2 separate regions of the Homo sapiens genome follow, and region 2 is linked to region 1. A link is a loop called in an ENCODE intact Hi-C map of the cell type or tissue named here. Cell type or tissue: dorsolateral prefrontal cortex. All regions are shown on one strand. Links, peaks and the distances in the headings refer to the core of each region. The heading gives the core; the rest is flanking DNA.

Region 1 (5,366 bases), core at 134-5,133:
AAAGAAATTGCACAAATAAATGGAAAGATACCTCATGTTCATGCATTGCAAGAATTCATATTGTTAAAATTTTCATACTACCCAAAGTGATCTACAGATTCAGTGCAATCCCTATCAAAATTTCAATGACATTTTACACAGAAATAGAAAAAAAAATCCTAGGATTCATAGTGAACCACAACAGACCTCAAATAGTCAAAGCAACATTAAGAAAGAGGAACAAAACTGGAGGCATCACACTTCCTAATTTCCTTTTATATTACAAAGCTATAGTAATCAAAACAGCATGGTACTAGTACCACATAGACCCACGGAACAGAACAGAGAGCCCAGCAATAAACCCACTTTCGTACAGTCAAATCATCTTTGACAAGGTGCTATGGTTTGAATGTCCCCTCCAAATCTTATTAAAACTTCATCCCCAGTGTGGCAGGATTGAGAGGTAGAGCCTTTCAGAGGTGATGGGATCTGTGAGGACTGGACCCTCATGAATGGATTAATCCATTCATAAATAAATGAGTTATAGGATTAAGGGGCAATCACACAAGGGGAGCTGGTGGCTTTATAAGAAGAGAAAGAGAGACCTGAGCTAGCATGCTCTGCCCCCTCTGCACGCGATGCCCCATGCCACGGCGGAACTTTTCCGAGAGTCCCCCCAGCAAGAAGGCTTTCACCAGTCGCATCCCCTGGGCCTTGGACTTCCCAGCCTCCATAACCATGATAAATACCTGACTTTTCTTTGTAAATTACCCAGTTTCAGGTCTTCTGTCATAAGCAACATAAAATGGACTTAGACACAAGGGCACCAATACACAATGGGGAAAAAGCAGTCTCCTCAAACAGTGATGGGAAAACTGGATATCCCCATGCAAGAGAATGAAATTGTAGGCCGGGCGCGGTGGCTCACGCCTATAATCCCAGCACTTTGGGAGGCCGAGGTGGGCGGATCACGAGGTCAGGAGATCGAGACCATCCTGGCTAACACGGTGAAACCCCGTCTCTACTAAAAATACAAAAAATTAGCCGGGTGTGGTGGCGGGCGCCTGTAGTCCCAGCTACTCGAGAGCCTGAAATTGTACCCTTATCTCACACCATGCAAAAAAAAATCAGCTTAAAGTGGATTAAAGATCTAAACATAAAACCTGAAACTATAACACTGCTAGGAGAAAACATAGAAGAAAAGCTTCTTGACATTGGTCTTGGCAGTGATTTTTTTATGACAGCAAAAACACAGGCAACAAAAGCAACATAAATGAGACTACATTAAAATGAAAAGTCTCTGCACAGCAAAAGAAACAGCAAAACGAAAAGGCAGTCTCTACAAAATGGGAGAAAAATAACCCATTTAAAAATGGAAAAGGGGCCTGAGTAGACATTTTTCCAAAGAAGAGCTACATATGGCCAATGGGTTTCTGAAAAGGTGCTCAACACCACTAGTCATCAGGAAACTGCAAATCAAAACCACAGTGAGCTATCACTGTACACCTGTTAGGATGGCGATCATCAAAAAGCCGGCAGATAACTCGTGGTGGGGACAATGTGGCGAAAAGGGGGCCCCGGTGCACTGTTGGTGGGAATGTATTAAATGGGTACGGCTGTTACGGAAAACAGGATGGGGGCTCCTCAAAAAAAGTAAAGGCAGAACCACCGTAGGATCCAGCAATCCCACTTCTGGGTATTTATGCAAAGGAAGCGGAATCCGGATCTTGAAAAGATCCCTGCAAGCCCCTGTCCGCTGCGGCACTGTTCACAATCGCCAAGACACGGAATCAACCCAGGTGTCCCTCAGCAGACCCGCGGATCGAGAGAGCGTGGTGCAGATACACAGCAGAGTGCTGCTCCGTCTTGAAAAATAAGCAGATCTGGTCATTTGCGGTAGCCGCAACAAACCTGGGGGCATTATGCTAAGTGAAATAAGCCAGGCGCAGAAAGACAAATGCTGTGTGATCTCGCTTATGTGTGGAATCTGAAAAAGCCAAACTCGTGAAGACAGAGAGCAGAGCACTGAGTGCTGGGGGAGGGGAACGAGGAATGGGGAGAGGACGATCAAGGGCTGCAAAGTTTCAGTTATAAGGCGAGTACATTCCGGAGCTTTGAGGTATGGTGTGAGGACCAGAGTTAACAATACTGCATTGCGGCCGGGCGTGGTGGCTCACGCCTGTAATCCCAGCACTTTGGGAGGCCGAGGCGGGTGGATCACGAGGTCAGGAGATCGAGACCATCCTGGCTAACATGGTGAAACCCCATCTCTACTAAAAATACAAAAAAATTAGCTGGGCATGGTGGCGGGCGCCTGTAGTCCCAGCTACTCCAGAGGCTGAGGCAGGAGAATGGCGTGAACCCGGGAGGCGGAGATTGCAGTGAGCCGAGATCATGCCACTGCACTCCAGCCTGGGCGACAGAGCGAGACTCCGTCTCAAAAAAAAAAAAAAAAAAAAAACAATACTGCATTGCACACTCAAAATGTCCTCAGAGAATAAATCTTGTGTTCCCACCATAATCAACGGGGGTAACTGTGAGGTGACGGATGTTTCATTAGCTCGATGGCGGTGATCATTTCACAATGTATACATAGATGACAACATCACATTGTACACAGTCAATAGATACAAATATTTTTGCGATGGGCGTCTCACTCTGTTGCCCAGGCTGGAGTGCAGTGGCGAAGTCATAGCTCACTGTAGCCTCAAACTCCTGGGCTCAAACAATCCTCCCATCTCAGCCTCCCAAGTAGCTGGCACTATAGGCGTATGCCAGCATGCCTGGATGATTTTTTTTAGTTTTTGTAGAGATGGGGTCTCACTGTGTTGCCCAGACTGGTCTCAAACTCCTGGCCTCAAGGGATCTTCCTGCCTCAGTCTCCCAAAATACTGTGATTACAGGAATGAGCCACGGTACCTGGCCAATAGATACAATTTTTATTTGTCAATTATCCCTCAATAAAGCTGGGGGAAAAGGTTAAAAATATATACATTTAAATTTAAAACTTCCATGATTTCTTATAGTAATGTTACGGTTTTTGGTTTTAGGTTTTAATCTTCTTACCATGTGGAATTTTTTTGGGGTAAGATCTCTATGAGTTAGGGTACTAACTCCAGGAACTAAGTCAAATTGTCTTATCCCTTAAGAAAAGGAATATTTATTTCACTCAAGACACACTGAAAGTCCAAGAATAATAGCTGCAGGCGCAGCTTGACCCAGGAGCACAAACAATGTCATGGGGTGCCCCGCTTCACCGGTGCTGGCTTTATTCTTAGGCAGGTCTTCTCTAAAAGGTAGGAAAACGGCACTGACGGCCACGGATGCATTTCCTGCTCAGTGAGCCCAGGCAAAGCTGGTGTCTAGCAAAGGTTTGGGGCTGGCCCTCATCAGACAAATGTGACTGATGCAAATGTTTGGCTGACCTGTCCAATGAGGGCCTACCCAGGCCTTTTGGGATGTGTTGATTGGCCAGGTCTGGGCCACATGCCAGTGGGATGGAGGGTGCACGGCTCCCCAGGGGAAGGAGGCGGGTGGGACAGGGGCCCTGAGGACCCAGCTTCCTGTGGTCCAGGCCGTCAGCTGTCCAGCGCCATGCCTGGGTGGCCAGTCTTCTCCCCGATGATCTGGATGCTGTCTCCATCACAGATGGAGCTTCTGTCTGATCTGGCACTGTCGATGCCAAATTCTCCTCATTAAGGTCACTCTCAGTGACACTCAGGTACATCCCAGTGGCTGGCAAGGCTGACGCTCCCTTGTCCTAGCGACCTGCCTTTCAAGAGCCTTTCTGGCCATTCTGAGACTATTTCCCACTTGAACTGTAGAGTCCATGTGTCTATGCACAACAGCTCTCGTGTTTTATAGGGACTGGATGCACAGACGTGATCTCAACGGGTCCTTCTGTCCAGGAAGGGGCCTGTCCTTCCCCTCGCTCAGTCCTCCCCTCACCTCCCCTCACCCCCAGCAGCATCGCAGGCTTTCCTCCGAGTCCCCGCGCTGCCGATGGACGTGCTCCCTTTGCTTGTTGTGGAGGTGGGGGGCAGCTCCTTACCCAGAGCGGGAGAGATTACAGGAAAGGACGGCGCAAGCCAAAGCCCCTGCTTCCAGCTGTGCGTCTGGGAAGAGAAGGCCGGCCCCAGGAGTCGGGGTGCATTCCCCTCACCCCCCAATCCTACTCGGCTTCAGTCTCCAGGGTGGGCAGGTGGGGGAGGCGGGGGAGGGCCAGACTTCCTCTGCAAGGCCCCGCCTCTGTCCCCACACGTGGCCCTGCGGCAGACTCTGTTCCCTCCCTCTGGAAACGGCAGGATCCTCCAACGGGGGCAGCCAGGGGGCCGGGGCCAGACCCTACAACCCACCAGCCCCCAGAGGTAGCTATTTTTGCAGCCAGCCGTGTTGGTGAGGTTGGTATTTTAAATGTTTTGACATTTAAAATCTGTGTTGGATACATTGGTGCTGTTTAAACTATCCCCGGGCTGCGGTGACTCACAGGGAATGGGTTTATCTCCTGAGGCTGGGCCTGGCCTCCCCTGTCCCCGCTCCCAGCAGCCGGAGTGGGAAGAGGGAGTTTTTACCTGCCCCCAGTCTCACCAGCACCTTGTTGTCCTGCAGAAGGTGGACTTCGGCCAGAGCAGGAGAACAGGAGGGACGCGGGACGGCCTCAGATCCGGACGCCCAAGCAGGGGAGGGCAGAACAGACCCGCCACCCAGCCAGGGTCAGCAGCGGTGGTGGTGGCTCTCAGGAGCCCACACAGGTGGCACGAGCAAGGGGCGCTGGGCTGGCAGGTGCAGGATGCTGCCTCCCGGGGGTTTGAGTGCCCCCTCTCCATGCATGTCCTCTGATCTGTTAGCAGAACTCTGCTCAAATGGAATGTGAGGGTAAACTCAGGCCGCCTCCTTCCTGAAGGCCTCTGAGTGCTTCTGAGTGGAGCCGGGAGCTTCGATGGGAGCAGGAAGGACCTCCAGAGGTGCCTCAGCCGGTGCCCAGAGGGGGCCAGGGAGAAAACCTGCCGACATTCCCACGACCCCAGCACCTCTCAGTGGCTGCCCTGTCCCATGGCCACCGCCGCCTTCATTAGCGAGACACGGCGAGGATTGTCCTCACCGGGACCATCCTGACTTGGACTGTTGAGGCCATGTGGCTCTGCCCTCCCTTGTGGCAGGAGGTTGGGAGGGAGGTGGCCCCTGCAGCCCAGCCCAGGGAATCCCACGGCAGATACCCCTGGACTTTCTACCGCAATCACAGCCACCAGCCACAGAGCTAGTACAGGCCGCTTCTCCAAGACACCCAAAAGCTTCTTGGAATCAGAAATTCAGCATGAGGATCCCGGGCAGCTTGGCAGAGAGGGGGCAGCCTCCGTCCCCGGCACAGGATCGAACCCGCAAGTGTG
Region 2 (5,366 bases), core at 308-5,307, 64 kb before region 1:
GTGACCACGCGCTTCCCACACACGCTCACGCAAAGATCTCACGTGACCACGCGCTTCCCACACACACTCATCCCCCAACAGCAGTGGGAGGTCCAGGGGCATGTGGCAGCCCCAGGGGTCCTGGGTGTTCTACTTAACCTTTCTGTGCCTCAGTTTCTCCCCTCTGAAATGGGGCTGATACCACAGTCTCAGTTTCACTGGGGTGATGAGCTGGGGTGCCTGGATTATAGGAAGTGCAGTACATGTGTTTGTTAAATCACTAAAACCATCAGCACCTTTGCCTGACAGGTGAGGAAACCGAGGCACAAGGAGCTGATTGGCCCGTGATGGCCTCAGAGCTCATCAGCCAACCCCCACCAGGCTACGCTGCCTCTTCTGGGAGCCTCCGGTCTCCCCAGAACATCTATCCACTGGGGTTAGATTTGTCCAATGCCCCCACCACAATCACAGGGGAGACTGCTTGTCAGCACAGGGCCGGCCACCCTGGCACCAGTTCAGTCCCTAGGGAGGGTCTTTCCCTGGCATCCCAGGGACTGGGCTGTCATTTAAGTTTAGGCCACTGACACGAGCTCATTCATCCCCCCACTCCCTCCCTCAAGTTTCCTGAGTGTGCAAGCAAACCCCCCCACTGCCCTGGACACACTCATTCCCGCCAGGGCGATCAGGGGTCCCCATAACTCATCAGGGCAGCCCCCACCCCAGCAATCCCCACACCTGGAAGTCGCTCATTAAGACCTCATTAGCCCGTGCTCCACCTCCCACCCCATGGCCGTGGTGAGTTTAGTCTGCAGCAACGACCCGACCACACCAGCTGGGCAACGAGAGCTGCGAGAATGGCAGCACTGTCTACTCTCCACTTTCCCCAGAAAGGCCCGGCCAAAGCATGCACAGGCAGCCACGCCAGGGGCTCCTGCAGCACCTCAGAGAGACCAGTAATGGGGCGGATTAGCAGGGGCCAAGGGTCTGGGGTGAGGCCACAGTGCATGGAGTGCATGGAGGTTGGGGCACGTGTGACCAGCCAGGGTCATAAAACACACATGGTCAGAGCAGGGCACTCAGCTGCCGAGGAGGGGGGTGGTGGGGAGGCACGGGCAGGCCTTGGGTGCAGTGAAGCAGGCGGGCAGGGGAGGGTGGCAGCGGGGTGTGGGGGCAGGAGGAGGGGGGTGGTGGGGAGTGGGGGCTGGGTCGGGGCTGGGCCCTGGCTGCCCTGGCTGCCCCCCGACACCTTCCCCAGCTGGTCGGTGCCCAAGGGTGGGTTCGTGGGGCAACTGCACCCGCTCCCTTCCACTCTGCTGTGGCCTGACCAAGCGGGCTGTTTTCTTGCTTTGTTTGTTGTTTTTTTCTTAAGGAAGAAGAGAATGAATTTAGAAGGCTGTAAACCCCATCTGAGCCTTACACATAGATCTCCTTGAATTGGATTTTCACCAAGGCCGTGATGGATGTGGAGTCTCGGCTTTCTGACAACGTCTTCCAGAGCAGGCTTTCTCTAGAGGGTGGACTGCCTGTGTTCTCCTGGGAGAGAATGCATTTGCTTCCGATGCCCAGGGCACGAAAGAGGTGGACGAAACAACGGAAGTGGAGGGGGTGGATTCTCTACCTGGGAAACCCAGCATGGCACACTCATATAGAATTAAGATCTTATAATAAGTGTGCAGATGCGCCCGTTCTAAGGAAATAAAGGGTTCTGCCCTCCTAAGAATTCTGCCCTTGCAAGGGGTGTGAAACCTGCAGAGCTGCTTCCCGGCTTCTTCCTCCAGGAAGCCCTCCGTCCTCCTCCAAGCTGTAGACACAGGGCTGGTAAACAGGTAGCCAGGCGCCCCCACAGCCTCGGTGTGGATCCATGGCTGAGCAAGTCCTCCCTGGCCACTCCCATCTCTGATGACAGAACATACCATGATGAGAGCCGCTGAATTAGCAAGACAGTGTGGGGAAGGTACCCTCCGGGGACTGGGGGGCTTCTGGACTCCGAGAGCCCCTGCGTCCATTCCTGTTTATCGCGGCCACTTCCCATCTGGGCAGGGCAATCTCTGTACCTGGGGAGTGCAGCCGCCCATGGAGACGGCTCAGAATAATGAGCTGAGTGTCTCCGTGTAGCTCCCGCCCCAGTGCGGAGCTCCTGGTACAGGATGGCAGGTGGTGTCTAAATAGCTATTCATAAGGACATTATCTCCAAGCACCGGGTGGAAACGAGCCTTCCTCCCCCCAGCTGAGAAGTGACAGGCACTTCCCTGTTTACTGAGGACAACAGTCAACCGCAGAGCGGCGTGGAGCTCGCAGTTCTTCTCATGTCACAGTTGTGACTGAGTGTCATGTCCTAAAGCTTCAGGATGAATGCAACTCCGCTCCACCAAGGGCCGGGGACAGAGTGAGAAGACACTGGCGCCAGGAGCGGGGAAGAGGGGAGGGGCCGGCAGCTGCCTAAAGAGCAGGCCCTCCTGCTGTTTCTGAGCCCCCGAGGGCCCTCTGACCCCAGACACCTTCCCTGCCAGCTGAACACCATTCCAGAGTCAGATCTTGGTTTTGTTTTCTTTCTTTTAAAAATATTTTATTATAAGGTGAAAAGAAAAGGAGAGTACACTAAGTCTTAGCCATGGTTGGCCCTTTAGTCTGAATTAGTATATCAGCTATTTTACCAAGGGCAGGTTTGGACGGTGCAGAGACAGGAAGAGAGTATCAGAGTGCCCAGCACCACAGAGAAGGGGTGGCTGGCCAGGGCGCCCATTGCAGGCAGATGAAAAGGGTGCCCCCGAACAGGCACGATGGGTAGGGCACCCCCAAACAGGAGCAATGGGAAGGGCACCCCCAAACAGGAGCAATGGGAAAGGCACCCCCAAACAGGAGCAATGGGAAAGGGCACCCCCAAACAGGCACAATGGGAACGGCACCCCCAAACAGGCACGATGGGAAGGGCACCCCCAAACAGGCACAATGGGAAGGGCACCCCCAAACAGGAGCAATGGGAAAGGGCACCCCCAAACAGGCACGATGGGAAGGGCACCCCCAAACAGGAGCAATGGGAAAGGGCACCCCCAAACAGGCACGATGGGTGGGGCACCCCCAAACAGGAGCGATGGAAAGGGCGCCCCCAAACAGGAGCGATGGAAAGGGCACCCCCAAACAGGAGCGGGGGCCTCTGAAGGCAAGTGGCAGCAGCTTCCTAATCCTGGCCCCACGTTGTTCCAAAGGTCCATGAAGTTGACCAAACGCCACACAGCCACGGGAGACACAGTGGCCACCCTGGGGCGTCTACACTGAAGGCCAAGGGCATGTGGAGGAAGAGCCATCTGAGCCGAGGCCCGGGGAGGAGCCAGCAGGCCAAGGAGGCGGAAGAAACCACGCAGTGGCGTCCAGGGCAGGGCAGGTGCGTCATCCGGGCGGGATGCAGAGACACGTCCTTCCACCAACCATCTGAGGAGCACTTGGCACCCACACAATGAGCCCGGCAAGGGCCACGCCAGGAGGCAGCGCACGGGGCAGAGCCTCTGAGCCAGAGAGGGGGAGGTCCCTTGGGAGGCCCCTGCCATCCCCCGCTCTGGGTGGGCCTCTCCAGCCAGACTCTGCGCCCCAAGGGCAGGGCTGGGCCTAAGCCACACCTCGGGGTGCACGGGCTGTGGGGGGCCGCTCCTGGACACGGAAGGACGACACCGGCTTCCCTGTACCTCTGCTGGGGCCGCGGGTCCCATGTCGTCAGCGTGGCCACTAGGCTGCCAGCCTAGCACAGCCTCCAGGGCAGCCATGGCCCAACCTGCCTTCCGAGCCTCAGGGGTATCCCTGAGCACATGGGAGTGCAGGAAAAGGTACCCCAGGGGATCCCCACTCACCTCCCGGCCATGTCCTACCAGGCACTAGTGCCGCGCTGCAGCCACCCCCGGGCCTTACCCACCCCCACCAGCTTCATTGCCTTCCAGGTCCCAGCACCACCAGTTTCATTGCTTTCCAGGTCCCAGCACCACCAGCTTCATTGCTTTCCAGGTCCCAGCACCACCAACTTCATTGCCTTCCAGGCTCTCAGCAGCATAAGAGACCTACACACACACACACGTGCACACATACATAGAAGGGGCTGACTCACACGCCACCCCATATGCAAGCCGCAGAAGCTGGGCGTCCACTGAGCAGCAGAGATAGCCCATCCCAGAGGGCAAGGAGGATCCCTGGGGTCCCTACGAGAACACCTCGCCCAGGTCCTGCCCGCGGCCCCCCACGAGGCCTCTTTGGGAGGGAGGCTGCCCCCTACACCACTCAGTGCTAGGACTTACCCATGCACCCCCCAGCCCTGTGCAACCCTGCCCGTGCACCAATGACCCCACTCACCCCTGACCCTGCTCACCCCAACCCCGCTCACCTGTAGCCCCACCAGGTTCTTAAGCAAAAGCTCAGTCTGTGTGCACACAGCAAACACAATTCTGCCTATATTTTCTCGGGGTTTGGGGCTCACATTGGACACTGGAGGCTCTCTTGAGTGAGTAAGAGCAGCAGCTCAGGCTTTTGAAGGCAAAATGGAATGGACGCAGGGCCCAGGAGACACCAACTGGGTGAGAGCAGGGCTCCAGAGCCAGCAGATGGCTGGGGTGGGGGATGCATGCCCCCTGCCACCCACTCCAGCAAACCCGGTCCCCTGACTTGGGTTGTGTCCAGCAATGGCTTTCTGGGCTTGAAGGCAGAGCTGCCAGGAGGAAGGAGTCCCTCTGCAATGTCAGAAGCACCAAACACAGGGGAGACCTAACTTTCAGGGCCTGGGGGAAGCTGGGGTGGCCAGGCTGGTGGGAAGGAGACATTAACATTTTCCGAGAAGCCCTTTAATTCTTCCCAATAAACCGAACGAGTACAAGCCTCAGCATGGAAGCACAGCTTTCTAGAAGCTGGAAAATCAGGCTCATCACAAAAGCTCGAGCACAGTTAATTTCCTCTGACATTTCCTCCTGTGGTTAGTCTTGGAGCCAGCAGGTGGCCGGAGGCGCCCCATTCTTTCCCATAAATGGACGGTCTCTAAGGAATCAAGTCAGGCCCTCATCTCCAAACCCTCATCCCATTTTTCCCTGGCCTGCACGTGGCCAGCTGTGCCCCGCGCCTCGTAGGCCTGTCCCTGGCTGTGCCCCGCGCCTCATAGGCTTGTCCCTGGCTGTGCCCCGTGCCTCGCAGGCCTGTCCCTGGCCGGCTGTGTCCCGTTCCTCGCAGGCCTGTCCCCGGCTGTGCCCCGTGCCTCGCAGGCCTGTCCCCGGCTGTGCCCCGTGCCTCGCAGGCCTGTCTCTTGGGCAGAGTGGCTCCCTCTCTCCATCAGTCCTTCCTCCATCACACCGGTGCTCGTGCAGAAGCCAGGGCTCGCAGACATCACCCTAGGCACTGAGGATACCAGCTGCCCGAAC

What was found. Hi-C counts contacts between places; a loop is a spot of excess contacts. Peaks named below come from ENCODE experiments on the same cell type or tissue, not always from the same donor. Only the 100,000 strongest peaks of a DNase experiment are listed, where the experiment ranks them.
Region 2: it touches region 1 in a loop (6-fold over the local background); 6 of 110 quality-filtered maps call a loop at or near these places.

What each region holds. Positions count from the first base shown.
Region 1 is chr20:62,748,273-62,753,638 of GRCh38, forward strand. The region is part of intron 1 of NTSR1 (neurotensin receptor 1); the gene reads left to right. Among named protein-coding and RNA genes, the nearest start is that of NTSR1-AS1, 16 kb to the left of the region's middle. In dorsolateral prefrontal cortex, for the core only: no CTCF peak of the experiment used is centred there; no DNase peak of the experiment used is centred there.
Region 2 is chr20:62,684,093-62,689,458 of GRCh38, forward strand. It overlaps a transcript of SLCO4A1 not described here. Among named protein-coding and RNA genes, the nearest start is that of SLCO4A1-AS1, 20 kb to the left of the region's middle. RefSeq lists an enhancer at 1-489. In dorsolateral prefrontal cortex, for the core only: no CTCF peak of the experiment used is centred there; a DNase peak (open chromatin) is centred at 2,246.